Linked DNA regions of Homo sapiens: region 2 is linked to region 1. The links are chromatin contacts, found by Hi-C or POLR2A ChIA-PET in ENCODE. All regions are on one chromosome and are shown on one strand. Each heading gives the region's core, a stretch centred on a gene start or an enhancer-like site at or near the end of the contact. The rest is flanking DNA. Distances are from core to core; before and after follow the strand shown. Region 1 has its middle 31 kb from the start of LINC01252. Region 2 overlaps ETV6 (ETS variant transcription factor 6).

Region 1 (6,895 bases), core at 3,381-5,880:
GTGTTGTAGAAGAATATGAGATGAAATATAGGCAAAGAGTGAAAGGTGGTCCTTAGAGTGTATTCCAGTTTACTGTCTGTATGGAAGTTGCCTTATGAGAAAAGGCAGACAATCTCTAAGGATGCCTTAAAAGAGGTTTCTGTAGCTAGTCATGTAACAGTTAAGTTGGCCATGGTACCCACATCATGATTACCTTACAGCTTATTCCTTGGGCAGGGGACTAGCCCCTTTGCTGCTTGCTATAAGAGGTGCTGAGCCTTTAACCCTAGGTTCCCCGCATGTGGCACAACCCACTGTGTGAGTAGCTGCCCATTACCACCCCATGGGACTTTGGGACAGGAGAACCAGAATTACCATGCTGATGTTCCCACTGTGTGCTGTGCTGTCTTGCTTGAGTCTCTTTGTCTATTTTCACACCTCCAAAGTGGCAGCAAGCCAACCTGGTTACTGGCTTAGTCATCTCCTTGGCCTTCTTGTTACTCTTCACCATTCTCTATGAGGGAGGAGTTTCCCCTGATACTGGGTTAAGTTACTTCACTTCCCTTTGTCTTTGTTTCCACATTTTAAAATGGGGATAATAATGATAGTACTTAAATCTTAGTGTTGTTGTGAGGATCATTCAAGCTAATGTAATAGCCTGATAGGTAATTATGTCCAAACTAATGCCATGTTGCTTAGTTCTATTTTCTCCTATATGTCCCTGTGTTAGTCTGTTCCCACATTACTGTAAAGAAATACCTGAGACAGGGCAACTTATAAAGAAAAGAGGTTTAATTGGCTCATGGGTTTGCAGACTGTACAGGAAGCATAGCAGCTTCTGGTTCTGGGGAGGCCTCAGGAAGCTTCCAATCATAGTGGAAGGCAAAAGGGAGTAGGAGTCTCACATGGCAGGAGCAGGAGCAAGAGAGAGTAAGATGGGAGGTTTTACACTTAAATGATCTGATCTCATGAGAACTCACTCACTCACTATTGTGAGGACAGTACTAAGAGGGATGGTGCTACACCATTCGTGAGAAATCCACCTCCACAATCCTATCACTTCCCACCAGTCCCACCTCCAACATTGGGGATTACAATTTGATATGAGATTTGGGTGGGGACAAATATCCAAACTATATCAGTTCCTACCTTCTTAGATTGCCTACTAAACTCCAAATCCTACCTTTCTTTCACAGTGAAATTTACTTTTCTTTGTCATAGACTACATTTCCATTTCACAGTGCACATCATCTCACCATCTTTCTTGCTTTCTCTCTCCCTCAGTCTCCTCTACTCATTAACCTCCATCCTCCTTTGCCGGACAGATTCCTCCCTTTGTCTTTGGTGCAGTTGTTTGCAGACCAAATTTGTTGTAACACGCCCCTAGTATTTCAGTTTTTACTTCAAGGTGATTAAAAGATTTTCATCTAGTCAAGTCCCTCCTACCAATGAAATTCTTGTTAATAAAAGTTTCTTTATCACCTCACATAATTCATTGTTCAATGAATATTTTTGTTCCTATAGTGGGTTAATATTTTGATATTCAACTATGTGATTTTTCTTAATTCCTCTTACTTATCTTTTCTTTCCCCACCATTCAAGGAGTGTTAGGGTTTTAGAAATACAGATACAAAGATGATACAGAGAGAACAATTAAATCTTTAACCTGAAGCTCTTGAGAATAATTCTGTAAAGTCCATAGCAGAGAAAAAGGTCTTAAAAGTCATTGCTTTCCATTATTAGAGCCAGAGACTTAGAGAAACATGTTATTTAAATCCCCAAAGTCAGACTTTAAATATCCAAAGCCAGTCCCCCAGAGGGCCAAGTACATAATATTTATACTAAAACCACGGAAAGAAATATGTGATGTCCTAAGAACCATGTCCTGCTCAGAAGAAGATCAAAGCTTGACCAGCAGGCAGGAAGGTGGGGATTAATGAAGGATGTGCTAAGGGTTCCACCGCTAGTGGGACCCAGTGTTATCACTTCCTCCCCCAAGGGCAACCCTTTGCAGAGAGGCATAATAAGCTCAGATGCATGCATGTGTGGCATTCCGTAGCAAAAAGAACTATTACCTGCCTTTCCAGACAACCCAAGCAACTGTAACCCTCACAGAGGACCCCTGAATCCACCTGGGCAGTAGAACAGTGATGATGAGGGCTGGGACTGTTAACATCAGTTCTTTGGTATGTGGTATTGGAAGGAGGTGGAGCAATGAGTAATTTTTTGTTTGTATGCTCCAAGACTGTTTGGCTTGAAAAAAAGGGTATGATCTAGTCATGCAATATTTTTTAAACAATAAAATAAAAATGTGAAAAGAAAAAAAAAGTGGATGTGAGAAGGGAAAAAAAATCTCGTAAGCTTAGCAGTAAGTTTCAAAAGAAACTCTCTAAAATTTTTATTTAAAAATTAATATTGGTTAGATGCAGTGGCTCACACCTGTAATTCCAACACTTTGGGAGGCTGAGGTAAGAGGATTGCTTGAGACCAGGAGTTTGGGACCAGCCTGGGCAACATAGCAAGACCCTTGTCACTACAAAAAATTAAAAATTAGATAAGCATGGGAGTGCACATCTGTAGTCCCAGCTACTCAGGAGGCTGACTAGGATGACTTGAGCCCAGGAGGTTGAGGTTGCAGTGAGCCATGATTGAACCACTGCACTCCAGACTGGGTGACAGAGCGAGAACCTGTCTCTAAAAAATAAATAAAAATGAATCTCATTTTGAATAATCAGACTTTCACTTCTCTCTTTTCATCTCTTAACTCTGCACCTCTGATTAAAGTGATGAAATTGAGTAAAATGAGAAGAAAAAGGGAGCTTCTTAAAATAAGCCACATTGTGGAATAAACTCAAGAATTAAGATCTGATCTTGCTAGGTTTTGAGTCTTAATTTTCAAGGACCACTTTCAGTTGTGGTTGTGGGAGTTGATCCCCTTTTCTCAACTAATGCCCGTTAACCTGGAAATTTCTCTATTCCTTCATTCTCTTCTGTCCCCACCCCGAAACCACACCCCACATCTCTTTCTATTCCCCATACCATGCACATTCACATGCCCAGAACTTCTTATCTTCTTGTCTTTACCCTAATTTCTTTTTCTTTCTTTCTTTTTTTTTCGAGAAAGAGTCTCACTCTGTAGCCCAGGCTGGAGTATGCAGTGGCTGATCTCAGCTCACTGCAACCTCCACCTCCTAGGTTCAAGCGATTCTCCCACCTCAGCCTCCAGAGTAGCTGGGACTACAGGCGTGTGCTACCACGCCCGGCTACTTTTTGTATTTTTAGTAGAAACTGAGTTTCACCATGTTGGCCAAGCTGGTCTCAAACTCCTGACCTCAAGTGATCTGCTCACCTCGGGCTCCAAAAGTGCTGGCATTACAGGTATGAGCCACCGCGCCCAGCCTTTCCCCTAATTTCTTATTATCCCCTACCTCTAGGCTTCCCCATTCCCCTTTCTCAAGATCTTCTTTTATCCTCAAGACCACATGAGACATCATAACTTCATTGTGAGAGGCATTAATCTACTGGATGGAGCACATGTGGGGAGTATCTGGGGTCTATACCAATTTCCATAGTAACCTTTTTCAGGGAAATCACTTCATCCTTAAAAAATGGGATAAAGGAAAGAAATAAGGCTAACCACCCTGGGCTACATCCAAGAACAGTGCAGAGATATGGAGGGTTCCAGGCTGTGTGAAAGACGGTTCATAACTGCTACTAATTGTAGCTAGGAAAGAGAGGAAAGGAGAACACGAATTAGAGCCTGAGAATGGAGAGAGAGCTGAAGGAGTTGATGGCATGATTTGTCAAGCTAAAGGAAGAAAGAAAATGAGTCAAGAAACAGAAGGTCACAGAAGAAATTCAGCAATTAATTTGTTTAATACTGTGCCATTCCACCCTTCTTCTCCCAGTTCAGTGCACAATCCCTGAGCTCAGGATATGCCCTTGAAGTTTCAAAGTCAGGAAGGATAAGCTGGGGTTTCTGAAGAGGAGAGTTTTGGGGGCGGGGGCCTACTAGATATAAAGAAATATGTGTGCCTACTTTAGTACATTTTCCATTACATGATTTGAGTGAGGGTAAAAAGCATAAAATTAAGCATTTCATTTTTAAAATGTGTATTCAATATTCCAAGAGTTATTCTTATCAACTTAAATCCAGAATAATTTTTCATGTGATGACAAGCAATGGGACATGGTGATGTCTATGATTTTGTGTCCGAGCAAGTATTGTACACTTGATTAATCTTTTCTGGATAAAACATTAGCAATTCTTGGGAAACCAAAGCTTGAAGCAGAGCAGAATGAGGCGTGACACTGAGTAAGTGGTGAACTTGGTGTCATTGAGCTCCTTTTTAGGGATTAAACCATCTCAGAATGCATTTGACTCACTTCAGGAAGTAATGCTGCAAAGCAAATGACCTACTTCATACTTAATCCCCAATGCTGCAACTTTGTGCAGCATTTTGAAGAAGCCCAGAGGACCTGATCCTAGACCACCCATGAGGAAGTAGTAAACCCCCAACACCCACAACACTGCCCCCACATGCAGAAGTGAGAACAGATTCAAAATTGTGTGGAAGTGCTTGCTGCGAGGGCTTTTGGCCTCTGCCTGCCCATGTTAAGCAACTTGGGCACACACCTCCAGTGTCTTGGCAAGAATCTCCAACTCCCACAAGAATGGGAAGAAAGCCAAAGAAGGCCAAAGAAGGCCAAAACTTTCTCCAAACAAGCTCAGTAGCAAAACTCTGTGGGAGAGAGAGAAGTAAGGCAATTGCCCTAGGCATATTGGGCAGATGAGTCAGCACCCAGCAAGAGAGGAGCCTGTAATTCTGGAGAAGTTAGGGCTGGTACCACCATGGAATTAGGTGGAGAGGAAGAGAGAATGTGTACTCATCAAGAAAAATGGATAGTCCAGCATGCAGACATGGAAATGCCCTCTTCACCGTCCTTCCTTTCCTAAGAAATTCTGGGTTCTAGGCCAGGTGCAGTGGCTCACACCTGCAATCTCAGCACTCTGAGGCCAAGGCATGTGGGACACTTGAGGTCAGGAGTTCAAGACCAGGCTGGGCAACATGGCAAGACCCCATCTCTACAAAAAAATTAAAAAATTAGCCAGGCGAGGTAGTGCACACCTGTAGTCCCAGCTGCTAGGAAGACTGAGGTGGGAAGATGACTTGAGCCCAGGAGTTTGAGGCTGCAGTGAGCTATGATCGTGCTATTGCACTCCAGCCTGGGCAGCAGAGTGATACCGTCTCTAAAATAAAATAAAATAAAATAAAATAAAATAAAATAAAATAAATTCTGGGTTCTCTGTCCACACCTGTAGTTAAACTCACTGAGAAGGAAAATACCAAGCATTGCACCAAAGTCTAAGAAATCACCACTAAAGAACTTACCCCTGTAATCAAAAACCATATAGACCCCTAAAAACTATGGATATAAAATTTTATAAAAGAAAAGAAAAAGAAAATGCCCAGCAGGTGGCAGCACTAGACAACTGAAGTAAAACAAGGCTGCAAGGCAACACGAAAGTTCATCTTGGAGACTTTGCGCTGTAACTTTCCTTGGTGGGATTTTATTTAGCTATCAGTGAATATCTCATAAGAAGGAATTTGTATCCCAGCACCTACCACAGTGCCTGACACATGCTGGGTATATGTGTTGACTGAATGCAGGCAGGCTGGCAGGCAGGAAGGAAGGAAGGAAGGAATTTTGACAACTCACCTAAACTAGAAAAATGTCATCATTTGAAATGGCCATATTCTCTTCTTATCCCATCATTACTATTGTCATTTTAATTAGTTTTAGTAATATTAATAAAGCATCCTACTAGATTAATTTTCTCTACTCACCCTTTTGACAACCTACATCCTTATTCTCTACTGAATTAAATTTTTCTCATCGCTTTTGGAGACTTTTATTAAATCTCAGGGTTAAAAAAAAAAAACTCAAGATTAGAAACACCACAGCTAGAATTCCAGTTTTAAAAGAAATTATTTGTCTTTGAATGTTGGTGTTTATAAGGAAGGCATTTATGAGTAGACTATCGTTCTTTGATTAGTTGTATTTTTTTTAACCAATGACTTGTTTGCAGACTGTGCTTAAGTTTTATTATTATTTAAAAAAAATTTGTTTTCTTTTATTGACCATCTCTGAAATATGCTATTGTGCAGTGGCTTGCGCTTTTTTAGAATCCTACTTAATAATAATTTAAGGTAATAAAAGTTAGAAGAAAGACTAAATAAACTAATAGATGATAAGAAATCACTCTGCCCATGCACTGTGCTATATTGGGTCAGAGTGATGACTTTCTATCACTTTCGAGATAGAGGAAGAAAATCCTCACCCTTTGCTTCACCAGATACAGAAAATGGCTACATTGGACACCCGAATAAGAGCTTCCAAATCTACCTATTAGAACGAAGGGTAGCCAAACTTTCCCTGAAAGCTAATGTTAGCTGAGCACGATGGCTCATGCCTGCAATCCCAGCACTTTGGGAGGTCGAGGCAGGAGAATAGCTGGAGGCCAGGATTCATGACCAGCCTGGGCAACACAGCAAAACCCCCTCTCTAAAAGAAAATGTTTAAAATTAGCCAGGCATGGTGATGAGCGCCTGTAGTCTTAGCTAGCTACTCGGGAGGCTGCAGTGAGAGGCTCACGTGAGCATAGGAGTTCAAGGTTGTGGTGAGCTATGATTCCATCACTGCACTCCAGCCTGGGCAGCAGCCAGATCCTGTCTCAAAAAAAAAAAAAATGCTAATGGTAAAATTTTTGCTAGTAAGAATAATGGCAGTTGATGACACTCAGTTGGAGCATGTAGTTGAGTTTTTTGAGGGCGGGTATGTTGTTTTATGTACTTTCATATATCCCTAGCATCTCACCTTGTGTCTGGTATATTTTAAAACCTCAATCAATATT
Region 2 (7,365 bases), core at 814-3,313, 120 kb after region 1:
TTGCTTGGATGGTAGAGTTCACCCAAGTTCGGACTCAGGAACGGCCTGTGGTCATGGAGTAGTTTTTTTCTGTCCAGGGTCTGGACCAAGATAACTCCATCACAGGGGTAGCAACAGTATGTGCTGGGGCAATTCTGCTACCCACTTCTGGTGTCCTTCAGTGCTTTCCCTGCACTATCTCTGTCCCCAGCTGCTTCCATCCATTTGCTTTCTAGTGATGAAGCACTGGGGGAAGCTGCAGGGATGGCTGCTGCACCCACATCCATCCCTGCCCATCTGTTCTCAGAGACTCTATGGCTAGCAGAGGGAGTGATGATTTCAGGGAAGAGTACCAGAGAGGGCCAGTGGGTAGCAGGAGTCTCACTTCTTGGAGAAAACAGCTGGTCCTCTGTGACCAATTCTCCCTCAAACTAGGGAGATTATATGGCCACTGCATACACAAACACACATGCTTGCGAAGATAGGATGGAGTTGTACCAAATAAAAAGTTTATTGAAAGGGATGGTGGTAGAGAAACACTGTATCATGCCGTGGCATAACAGGGTATTATATGTTGGATGGCTTTTTGGAAATCATTTTAGGCCAACCTTATTAGAGATCTAATTTATTTGTATTCTTGTAGCTACCTAGCACAGTGGTAAGAACACAGACCAACATTTGGTAAACCTTGGTTTGAACTCTACCCCTGCTGCTTCTGACCTCTGTGAGTCTGCATATTATTTAACCCCTGAGGCTCAGTGTCCTCGGTTGAAAAATGGGCCACTAATTTAGTATAAGGGCTATGTAAGATGTAATGCACATGACATGTTTTATAATAGCTTCTTATGGAATTATCTGAATTGGGGACCCATCTGTTGCTTTTATAAAAAGTTCACCCCTTAAGACAAGTCAGTCCAATGGCCATGTTTAAACCAAATGTACTGTCTTCTGTAATGCTCAATATATTTTTCATGTCATTGAGTGCAGAGACTAGGTGGGAAGATGATCATATACAGACAGAATGGGCACCACTCTGCCTAAACATGGCTCTCGCTTTCAAAACAGTACTTTAAAATATCTCCTCCCTATTAAACTTTTCCAGTGAAGACTCTTTTTCCACCTGGTTATTGTCTCTGTGTTTGTTACAGCCTTCTCTCTGCTTTCAGATATTCAACTCTGCAAAGTCGTAATCATTTATCCACATGTACTTTTGTGTGTGTTTGTCCCATCTCTCTCTTTAGAAGACATGTTCCTGCTGGTGCTTGGAATAAGACGTTCTTTTCCCTCCCCGTGGAGATGCTATTTTTCCTCTCTTTAAGGAGCTAGGAGAGAATTTGGTTCAACATGTCTTATGTATCAGTTTAGCACTGTGCTTTTCTTCCCTTAGATTGACGTGTGATTTAAAAAAACAAAATTTGGAACCGGTCATGTAAAGATGGTGTATGTCACTTAGTATAGGTCATCTCTGTACCCTTTGTATACTGAATTTTGCTGTGACCTGTCAAAGGATACCGAAGACAGGCCCATGCGAAACATTTAATTTCTGGCATTTTCGTGCATGTGAGACTCATCTGATGTGAACTGAAGGTATGTTATCCTTCCTTTTAATGATACCAAATCTGGCCCAAATTCATATGACCCCTTAGAAAATTACTGTGATAGGAACAGATTCTAATGAATTGAAATAGAGATTTCTCCACCTCACGTAATTAGGATTTGAGAGTTAAATAAGAAAGTCAGGGATAGGGACAGGGATAGAATGGCATGGAGAAAGTTGGAGCCAAGAACACTGAGGAAAAGAAGGGAGTGACAGCAGCAAGGACCATTGCTGTTAGGAAGGGAATTCTTTCATCAGACACTGGAATTCTCCTGCCAGGCACTGGAGTTTGCCCTAGCTTCTGTCTGCTTTTACTGGATCCTGGGTCCTCCAGCTGAAGTGAGTTGTATTACAATCCCTTCCAGTTTTGCACTTCAGGGAAGTGAAATGGAGCAAATCCTAATGGCACAGGCTGGAGGGAGAAGGACTAGTTTCTTTAATGTGACTCAACACCTGGCAAGGCTGTCTTTTTCTCAACCGGGTTTCATCTGTTAGTTCTGCAACATGCAGAGTCAGATTTTGAGGAGTTTCCAGCTCTCGCCTTCATGGCTGTCCTTGTGTTTGTGTTTGTGTTCTCCAGGCGCCTCCTTCTCCACTCTTTCTCCAGTGCTGGAGACCTAGGGGTGTGCATCCTGGAGGATTGTGAGGAACCTCAGCTGCTCCCCTCGTCCTCTGACCAGGCGGTGGGCTCAGGGAGCTTTGGAGTCTCATGCGGTCAGCAGCGCTTAGCATGTTCAGTTGGCTTTTTCCATATCACCAGTGACATCTTTCTTCTTCCTAATCATCGACTCATGGAATATTAGAATTACCAAGCCTCTTGCAGTTCCTGTGGTCTAATTCCTTCATTTTAGAGATGAGGACCCCTAAGGCCTGGGGAGGGGAGATGATAGGTGTAGGGAAAAAAAAAAGAAACTTTTTCCTCTAAATAAGATTAGCAAAACGATAAATTAACAGGAGAAAAATAGAGAGTTTATTAACACGTGCAGCACACATCACACAGGAGAAACCTCAGTGATGAGTAACTCAAAGTTTCAAGAGTTTTTATTTCTTTTTTCTGTATAGCACTTGTCAGTCTCTGATATTGATTTTTACTTGTTTCTTAATGTTTGTTCTCCTTCCACTAGTACGTACACTCCATGGGAACAGTGATTTTCATCTGTTTGTCACTGCTTTATTCCCAGCACATAGAGCTGTGCCTAGAGTGGTAGGCAGATCATTGTTAAAACAATGAATACATGAACTTCGGGCAAGTTACTTAACCATTCTGTACTTCAGTTTTCTTGTGAGTAAAATAGGGATTAAAATAGTGCCTACTTCATGGAGTTGCAATAAAAACTAAGGGAGTTAATCCATCTAAAGTACCAATAACCCACCTGGCCCATAGTAAATGCTCAATAAATAGGTTCCCAGCCAGGCGCAGTGGCTCACACCTGTAATCCCAGCATTTGAGAAGCCGAGGCAAGAGGATCACTTGAGTCAGGAGTTCGATACCAGCCTGGGCAAGTGGTGAAACCCCATCTCAACTAAAGATACAAAAATTAGCTGGGTATGGTAGCAGGGGCCTGTAAACCCAGCTATTCAGGAGGCTGAGGCAGAAGAATTGCCTGAACCCGGGAGATGGAGGTTGCAGTGAGCTGAGATCATGCCACTGCACTTTAGCCTGGGCAACAGAGTATAAGACTCTGTCTCAAAAAAATAATAATAAAAATAAATAAGTTCCTTATTATAATTACTAAATATTGTATTTCCTCACTAGAATGCAAACTCCTTGAGGGCAGAGACTATTTCTTACATCATCTTTTTATTTCTAGTAGCAATTTGGCTGACACATGATTGATATTCAGTGTTTGTTGAACAGATAGATAAGTTATAGAAAAATTGTAGGTAATACTTCTGTAAATAATTGTTAAATTTAAATGAATAGATTTCCTTCCTGTCTTTTTCCCTAAGCTGCAATCAGTGAATCTACATGGATTACATAGATTGTGACTACACTGTGCCTTAACTCATCACTTAGGCAGTGGAGTCGATCATTTATTTTGTTGCCATGACTTGGCTGAAATTTCTTGGGGACTGACAGCAATGGCAGAAACTTGATGGGTCCTGAATGTCACCATAGCCTGTAAGCTACACAGGAGCCACCCGAGAACTCCTCCATTCGTGGTTGTAACTTCACAGAAATGCTTCCCAGTCAGAGGAGGTACTTAGCAGAGGCTGCAGGCATCTGAACAGACAGGTGCAGGAAAAGTTGAAAGGGAAGGTTAAGGGAGAAACATACTCCTCATCTCCGTTCTCAAGAAACGGCTTAAAGGTTGTAAAAGGATTCTGCTTTTAAGCTTGAGTCACTCATTTGACTTCTGTGGGCCTTGCAATTTCTCTGGTAAAATTAGAGAATATGACCAAGATTATCTCCAAGGACCTGTCTTACTTTTTAAGTTTCCTAATTCTGTGAAAAATGCTTAAGAAGGCCTCAGACTGATTAAGAATTTAGGGGTGTAAGTTTAAGTGGGGATACTGATAAAAGGGCAGGGGATGTTACTGTAAGAGCAATGGAAAAGTGTCTGAGTAGTGTAGCATATCCATTTGTGAGAGGAGTAATTAATTAAAAAATGAAGGCAGAATCCACATCTTCACAAAAGTTTCCTATCTCCTGGTTTGGATGAGTGTATTTAATGTGAACTAAGTTGCATGTGGGCTGTCTAATCTGGGCATCTGACTTGTGAATCCTTCCCATAACTAAGCCCCGAGAGATTTCCAATCATGCCCATAAGGTAATGCAATTTGGCAAGAGGATTTGGACTTGACGAAATCTCTTGTTCTATTTGGCATCCAGAAAAGGCTGACTTGCCTAATTTGAAAATAAATTGAAAACAAAAAAAATTTAAAAAAACCTCTGGTTGTTCCTTGTTTGATGAAATACCATAGAAAACTATTACTCTTTTTCCATACCCCATTACTATGGAGAATATGTTTTTACCACTGACTCTTCTAAGTATCTGTCCTTAGTTTCCTGTCCTTCCCTGCCACAGGTTCCAGGAAGGCTGAATCACTACAGCATGGTATTAAATCATAGAAATACGTGTGTATTTTGTACCATGTGGGTCTGCTTGCATTCCTAACATCTGCATTAGTATTAGTTTTCTATTGCTGCATAACAAACTGCCACAAATTTAGTGGTTTAAAACAACATTCATTTCTTATCTCAGTTTCTTTGGGTCAAGAATCTGGACACAGTTTACCTGGGTCATCTGCAAAGGGTCTCAGAAGGCTGTAATTAATGTGTTAGCCAGGGCTGTGTTCTGATCTGAGGCTTGACTGAGGAAGAACCCACTTTGTTAGCAGAATTTAGTACCTTGTGGTTGTAGGACAGAGGATTTTAGTTTCTTACTAGCTGTTGGTTGGAGGCTTCCCTCTGTTCCATACTATGTGGGCCTCCCAACCTAGACACCCACAACATGGCAGCCTGCTCCTTCAACAACTAGCAAGGGAGTTTAATGTTTTCCTGTAGCTCATATTTCTTTATAGGTGTGACCTCAATTTTTCCCCTAATACCTTTGTAAGATAGAAGTAGGGAGAACCAAGATAGATCCAAAAAGGCTGAATGAAATGCCTGAGATTGAGCTGGTGGTTGCATTGAACAATATAAATTGATGAATAACAATTTATTAATTGTGCCAGGCACTGTGCTAAGAGCTTCATGTCAGTACATTCTTGTTTAGTTCTTAGCACAACCCTCTGAGTTAGGTATTACTACTACTAAACTATTTAACAGGTAGGGAAGTTGGGGATTAGAGAGGTTATGTAACCTGCCTAAAGTTCACAGACAGAAAGTGCACAGCCCAGATTTGAACACAGGCAGATTCCAGAACCCACTATCATCGCACTCTGAAGATCTCTCCATTAGAGCACGATGCTGCCATGTTCAGGATTCTTCCTATCTTTTGTTAAATACTTAAGTTCCTGCAATATTGCAAAGGGATAATTGTAATAGGTTGCCCCTTTCAAAGTGCTTTAATAAAATGAAAGGACAACATTCTTTCTTTTCTGCTTGAGCCAGGCTTTCTCATTTTTCTGAAGACATCTAGGATAAATGGAAGGAAACCAGAATTTAGTGGGGTTTGCATGTATTGATAACAGTTTTGCTGAATACACATCCAAGAGCTAAAACATGCAAACTCTTCAAAATTGGTAGAATACAGCTTGCTCATTTTAATTCATTTAAAAATGTTCATTTTAATTAAGCATTACCCATTTTATTATTCCATAAAACACGAATCATCTGGAAAAGGCAGCATAGGTCTATTTTTCCAGCCTATAAAACTATATGTAGATGGATCTTGATGAGGGATGTACAAGATTTAATTAGAAACTGAAATTTTAGAGTAAAAAAATGCAGGGGTGTGTGTGTTTCTTCTATATTTGTGGAAACCCAAAGAGCTATCCTGCAGGATACTTGAAAATATATATAAATACAGAGGAGAAATAAAGTGCGGAGAAGGTTTGTTGATTATTGAGCTTTTTCATGGGTGATAGAATGGAGCAGCTGTAGGATGGAGGTAAAGAGGATAGGAAAATGCTCTTCTGGGTCAGACCCAGCCCCACATCCCAAAATGTTGTGGCCACCCTCTGTGTTATGTAAAATGTAGGAAGGTCCTCCCAGCTGGAGGACCTTCGAGTATACTGCGTTCCCCCTCCTCATTCACTAGGGAGGATGCAAAGGTGCAAATGGGCCAAGGTCATGCATTGGACTTCCTTCATTAAACTGTTATGAATTTGCCTTCCCTGAGCTCCTGTTGGAAAAATGTCTTGAACTTACTGTTGTTGTTTCTCCTACTGCGTTTGTATTTCTTTTTATAAACCTTAGTCCAAGTCAGCCCAGTGCTGTAGTTATTTGTGTATCTGTGTCATTCTCCCTAGGATGCCCTGGGCCATTTTTAATCAACTTTGATCCCCTTTCAGTGCCTTGCATGAGGCCTGGAACATTGGAGGTACACACTGTGTATTGACTGAATCGAGTGAAAGGTATTTGAATATACAGTTGACTCTTGAGCTACATGGGGGTTAGGTTGCTGACCCCTCACGCAGGAAAAATATCTGTGTATAACTTTTTAAAAAATAAATTTGGGGGTACAAGTGCAGTTTTGTTACATGGATATATTGTGTAGTGGTGAAGTCTGGGCTTTTAATATAGCCTTCACCCTAGTAGTGAACATTGTACCCAATAGGTAGGTTTTCAACCTTAACCTGCCTCCTATCTTTGGAGTCTCCAATATATGTTATTTCCCTCTGTATGTTCCTGTATACCCATTCTTTAGCTCCTGCTTATAAGTGAGAACATGCAATATCTTACTTTCTGTTTCTGAGTTATGTATATAACTTCTGAGTCCCCAAAAACATAACTACTAATAGCCTACTGCTGACTAGAAGCTTTACCGATAACGTAAATGGTTAATTAACACATATTTTGTTTGTTATATGTATTATATACTATATTCTTATAGTACAGTAAGCTAAAGAAAAGAAAATGCTATTAAGAAAATCATAGGAGAAAATATATTTACCGTTCATTAAGTGGAAGTGGAGCATCATAAAGGTCTTCATCTTCATCATCTTCATGTTGAGTAGGCTGAAGAGGGCTTGGTCTTGCTGTCTCAGGGTGGCAGAGGTGGAAGATGCGGAGGAGGCGGGAGGAAAGGCAGGCCACTCAGTGTAAATTTACTGAAAAAAATTCACATATAAGTGGACACACGCAGCTCAAACATGCTGTTCGAGGGTCCACTGTATTTCAT

What was found. Hi-C counts contacts between places; a loop is a spot of excess contacts on that map. ChIA-PET counts read pairs that join two places held with the same protein, here RNA polymerase II (POLR2A). Pooled maps may share reads with other maps.
Region 2: a loop to region 1 is called in a pooled map, with 4 times the contacts of the local background. The contact joins two enhancer-like sites. A Hi-C loop is called at or near these places in 2 of 168 maps with a recorded cell type or tissue (Caco-2 and Calu3) and 11 of 50 pooled maps. POLR2A ChIA-PET finds 5 or more read pairs at or near these places in 3 of 52 experiments (BJ, PC-9 and activated T-cell).

Annotation. Positions count from the first base shown.
Region 1 is chr12:11,575,906-11,582,800 of GRCh38, forward strand. No RefSeq gene overlaps it. Among named protein-coding and RNA genes, the nearest start is that of LINC01252, 31 kb to the left of the region's middle. RefSeq lists an enhancer at 2,964-3,163. Within about 2 kb of position 4,631, at least 11 of the 41 ENCODE cell types and tissues checked have a DNase peak (open chromatin) inside an H3K27ac peak, as active enhancers do.
Region 2 is chr12:11,693,553-11,700,917 of GRCh38, forward strand. All of the region lies in intron 1 of ETV6 (ETS variant transcription factor 6), which reads left to right. Among named protein-coding and RNA genes, the nearest start is that of ETV6, 48 kb to the left of the region's middle. Within about 2 kb of position 2,064, at least 5 of the 41 ENCODE cell types and tissues checked have a DNase peak (open chromatin) inside an H3K27ac peak, as active enhancers do.